2 separate regions of the Homo sapiens genome follow, and region 2 is linked to region 1. The links are chromatin contacts, found by Hi-C in ENCODE. All regions are on one chromosome and are shown on one strand. The core of a region is the stretch at or near the end of the contact, and the rest is flanking DNA. Distances in the headings are between cores, read along the strand shown.

Region 1 (2,559 bases), core at 31-2,530:
AGCAAAGATCGTCTTAAGGCTGGGTGCAGTTGCTCATGCCTGTAACCCCAGCACTTTGGGAGGCCAAGGCAAGAGGATCACCTGAGTCAGGAGTTCAAGACCCTATCTCTACAATTTTCCCGGTTTGGTGGCACGCACCTGTAGTCCTAGCTACCTGGGAGGCTGAGGCAGGAAGATTTCTTGAGCCTAGGAGCTCAAGATTGCAGTGAGCCATGATCATGCCACTGTACTGCAGCCTGGGCGATAGAGTGAGACCCTGCCCCACCCCCACCAAAAAAAAAGATGGTCTTAAATGTGTCTCCATGAAGTTGTTGCTAATCCCTTCAGCTGGTATAATGTTTTCCTCCTCCGAATGCATCGTTTATGGTATTGGTAGAGTGTAAGTCCTTTTCTGACTATACTGTAATTACATATGTGCATAGCTCATCACCTCTACACAGCCATAAGCTTCTTGAGGGTGAAAACAAGGTTATTCATCTTGGTATCAGCTTGGTCCTAAGCCCGCTTCTCTGTTCACTCTCTTCTCTCCTTAAATGATCTCATGATTTATGACTTCATCCACTCCATCTAAATGCTGATGCTTCCAGCCCAGACCTCTCGGCTAAGCACCAGATCCTACTCACACCACCTACTCCCATAGCCCCGTGGGTGTCTCCAGGCTCCTCGTGCTCGGTGTGTTCAGTGGGAACTCACCGTGATGCCCCCCACCCAACTCAGGCCTCCTCCAGGTTTCCTTTCTTGGTAAATGCCACCCCCATCCCCTACTGGACATCCAGTTTTGCAAGCCAGAATCGAGGAGTCCTCTTGGAACTCCTCCACCCAGCAACATCTATGTCTACTCCATCACCAGGCCCTGTAAGTTTTACATTTTAAATGGTATTCAAATCCCATAACTTTTCTCCACCTCCACTACACCCCTTAATCCAAGCTGTCCTCATCTCTCACCTTGCCCACATCCTCTGCTGGTATCAAAATAGGCTCCCCACGTCACCTGCAGCCTCACATCTCCAGTCCTAGTTCATATGATTTGAATGTCACTTGTTTTGTTAAACTCAAATCTGGCCAAGTCACGCTACAGGTTTAGAATCTTCTGTGACTTCCCATTGATCTAGGATAAAGACCCAAATCCTTAATATAAACTGACCACAGGGCCCAGCATCATCTGGCCCCTGTTTATGTCTCCAGCCTAATTTTGTGCTACTTTCTTTTTTACTCTCAATATTTCAGTCACAGGGCACTACTTTCAGTTCCTCAAAAGCACTGTGCTCTCTACAGCCCTGGGGCCTTCATGCATGCTGCTGCTTCTCACTCTGGCCACCACCTTTGCCTAATAAACTCCTGTTCATCCTTCTAGTCTCAGAACAGATCTCAGCTCCTCAGAGAAGCCTCCCTGACCAGATCTGGTCACTCAATTACATATCCTCATTGTTCTCTGTATTTTCTTTTATTGTATTTAGATTGTTCCATAATTATAGATTTGTGTAATTATTTGAAGGTAGATGTGGCTATTTTGTTTCAGCACATAGATATAGAAAATTATATTAATGACCAGCTACATTTGGCTGCCAATATTGTCAAGATATGTCAAGTTTTTCCGGAGGCTTATAATTTTCACATTTTCCTCTATTTTCTAGTTGCATCAGTAAAAAAAAAAAAAAAAAATTTGAGACAGAGTCTCACTCTGTCTCACCCAGGCTGGAGTGCAGTGGTGCAATGTTGACTCACTGTAGCCTTCACCTCCCGGGTTCAAGCGATTCTCCTGTCTCAGCCCCCTGAGTAGCTGGGATTACAGGCACGTGCCACCATACCCAGCTAATTTCATATTTTTAGTAGAGATAGGGATTGATTCTTTCTTTCTTTCCTTCTTTCTTTCTTTCTCTCTCTTTCTTTCTTTCTTTCTTTTGAGATGGAGTTTCACTCTGTCACCCAGGCTGGAGTGCAGTGGTGCAATCTCGGCTCACTGCAACCTCTGCCTCCTGGGTTCAAGCGATTCTCCTGCCTCAGCCTCCCAAGTAGCTGGGATTACAGGTGCCTGCCACAATGCCAGCTAATTTTTTGTATTTTTAGTAGAGACAGGGTTTCACCATGTTGGCCAGGCTGATCTTGAACTCCTGACCTCAAGTCATCCACCTGCCTCAGCCTCCCAAAATGCTGGGATTACAGGTGTGAGCCACTGCGCCCGGCCTGCATCAGTTAAAATTTTACTTAGCTGCAAGTCACTGAACATAGTGCTTCACCAAATAGGGTTTTTTCTCTTTTTCTCACATTATAGAAGTCTTGAGGTAGGGCTGAGGCAGCTGCTTACAGAAAACAAGGTCCCAGCCTCCTTGTAACTTTTCTCCGCTACTCTTAATGCCTGACTTTCTTCCTCACAATGGAAAGCTGGGCTGCTGCCCCTCCAGCATGGTGTTCATACTCTACACAGAAAGAAGGGGAGGGGTCAAGGGCAAAACATGTGTACTGATTGGACTTGTCCCTTTTTCTCAGGAAAACAATAGGGCTTTCCTGAAAGCCCCACAGAGGAAGCTTCTACGGATATTTTTTGGCCAGACTTGGGTT
Region 2 (2,559 bases), core at 18-2,517, 2.5 Mb before region 1:
CCCCACCGTTCTTCTCTGCTGCATTTGGACATCAGCCAAATTTGAACCCAATCAAATATAACGTGTCTGACACTGATTTTGTTTTTACTCAATAAATGTATAGACTACAAAGCAGTGTGGTGTCTGTTATCTGATTATGTGTCCCATTTCCTACTCAAGCCTGATGAGATTTCTGAGGCCTGTCTTCTTGTTTTGGGTTTCTTGTTTCTCTCAGATTTACTGGCCTTTCCCCCGCAACTTGCATCTTAACAAGCTCTGTTCTTACATTTCTTCGAAGCTTGCTTGAAATCCTCTTTCTGTAAAGCTAATATAAGATACCTAGCTCTGTTTTTTTTTTGTTTTTGGAGACGGAGTCTCGCTATGTCGCCCAGGCTGAAGTGCAGTGGCGCTATCTCGGCTCACTGCAAGCTCCACCTCCTGGGTTCACGCCATCCTCCTGCCTCAGCTTCCGGAGTAGCTGGGATTACAGGCACCTGCCACCACGCCCGGCTAATTTTTTTGTATTTTTAGTAGAGACGGGGTTTCACCACATTAGCCAGCATGGTCTTGATCTCCTGACCTCGTGATCCGCCCGCCTTGGCCTCCCAAAGTGCTGGGATTACAGTCGTGAGCCACCGCGCCCGGCCCCTAGCTCTGTTTTAATGAAATCAAGTTTTCTTTGCATTGGGCTGTTCTGAGGCTTATCTGAGGAAATGAATGCTTCCCAAATAATAGGTGGGAGCATTAGCAGTTGGCTTGGAAACATTCCCTAGTAAGTCCCTCTTCAGGCTGGTTGCTGACATCACAGCTGCTCCCCTTCATGAAGGGCAGCAACCTCAGGAAAGTGTCCAGCAGCAGCAGAGAGCCCAGGACATGGCCACTGTGTCCTCCTCACAGAGGAGACTGAGGACCCTGGCTGCTAAGAACGAGTCCTGAGTCAAGATCTGAGGTCACCACAGTTTATCTCCTGGTGACTAATCCCTCATGGGCTCAGTGGTGCCCCCATCCCTCCAGACACTGAGACTAAGTGATTGTTATGAGAGGCGGACAGGGTACTCCAAGCAACCCTCTTTCCTCCAAAGGAGCAACCATCTATTCTTGAGCAGTGCTCACCACCCTTGGTAATAGTTCATGACCTTTCATTATGAATGCACTAACATGGTACATACTCTAATAGTAAGAATTGTAATCAGTACCAGGATTTCATACCACAGACTCTGAAGCCAGAATGTACGATGGACAGTTCATGCACGTGAGCTGTTGTAGTGCCACAACAAGCAGAACTGAAACTGTTCAGGCAGAAAATCATGTCATGTTAAAGCTCTCGATTTCTTTTTTTTATTTTTTGGCAGTTAATGAGTTCTTACTTTAAACCCCATCTGTTTCTACGCTTATAAAAGTCAAGGTGGCTTAAACTATGCAATTCTTAGAAATCAACATAAAATGAAAAGTCTCTGAACCACAGCAGGTCTGACTCATTTACAAAGACATTAACAGTCATGATTTGGATTTTGATTGTAAGGAATAGATGAGTCATGGATACTTAGAACTTTCTCTAATCCCTCTCCTCAGATAATGTGCCAATCAAATGTCTGACATTTGTCAGTATTACTTCTTAGGTGTGGGTCTTTCATACAGATATCTTGCTTCCAGGGGAGGCCAAACACCAACAGCTTCAGGTGACCATTATTACTATTCAATATAGCCTGTATGAGGAGTTCATTTCCTGACTGAATGAAACAGAATGTCAGCATTACCACCCCTAAGTGCCAGTTGTGTTATGTGGCAAAGAAGCCCTTCCCTTTTGCCCCCAGTATTTGGCACATACAAATATTTACTGCTCTGCCGGGCGTGGTGGCCCATGCCTGTAATCCCAGCACTTTGGGAGGCTGAAGTGGGTGGATCACTTGAGGTAAGGAGTTTCAGACCAGCCTGGCCAACATGGTGAAACCCTGTCTCTACTAAAAATACAAAAGTTCGCTGGGCATAGTGGTGCATGCCTGCAGTTCCAGCTACTCTGGAGGCTGAGGCAGGAGAATCACTTGAACCTGGGAGGTAGAGGTTGCAGTGAGCTGAGATTGTGTCACTGCACTCCAGCCTGGGTGACAGAGTGAGACTACGTCTCAAAAAAAAAAAAAAAAAAAAAAAAAAAAATTACTGCTGAGAGCAATTTGAGATTTGGCCTATTTTTTGTGCTTCATGCCTACCATATTTATCTGATTGTTTCTCTTTCATGCTTCCTCTAAAATGAAAAGATTGGAAGGAACAGTCTAACTCTGTAGCCATCTTTAATTACTAAGCTTTCAGAAAATTTCTTGAAGAGGAAAAACTCAGCCAGAGTCATGCAGACTGTGATCAAGCTGTTTTCTCTGACTTGGTATGCTCTTCCTGCACCCCTTGATTACTTTTAACATTTAATAAATTTCTGTTGTCTTTCGAGATTGAGCCACCTCCTCCTCCAGACAGGCTTCCTGACTGCCCAGCATGACTTGGATGCCACTCTCCTATGCTTCCATACCCAGGGGACACCTTCTTGGCATGCATCACACAAGACACTAATCACTCATCTCGTGAAAGGAA

The links. A loop is a pair of places that touch in the nucleus more often than their neighbours do. Pooled maps may share reads with other maps.
Region 2: a loop to region 1 is called in a map with no recorded cell type, with 19 times the contacts of the local background. The contact joins two enhancer-like sites. A Hi-C loop is called at or near these places in 3 of 37 single-sample maps with no recorded cell type and 2 of 50 pooled maps.

The regions. Positions count from the first base shown.
Region 1 is chr10:92,741,117-92,743,675 of GRCh38, reverse strand. No RefSeq gene overlaps it. Among named protein-coding and RNA genes, the nearest start is that of HHEX, 52 kb to the right of the region's middle. RefSeq lists an enhancer at 869-1,208. Within about 2 kb of position 1,280, at least 4 of the 41 ENCODE cell types and tissues checked have a DNase peak (open chromatin) inside an H3K27ac peak, as active enhancers do.
Region 2 is chr10:95,235,124-95,237,682 of GRCh38, reverse strand. It overlaps PDLIM1 (PDZ and LIM domain 1), which reads left to right. Exons shown (of 7, transcript NM_020992.4): 7 at 1-111. Among named protein-coding and RNA genes, the nearest start is that of ACSM6, 42 kb to the right of the region's middle. Within about 2 kb of position 1,267, at least 7 of the 41 ENCODE cell types and tissues checked have a DNase peak (open chromatin) inside an H3K27ac peak, as active enhancers do.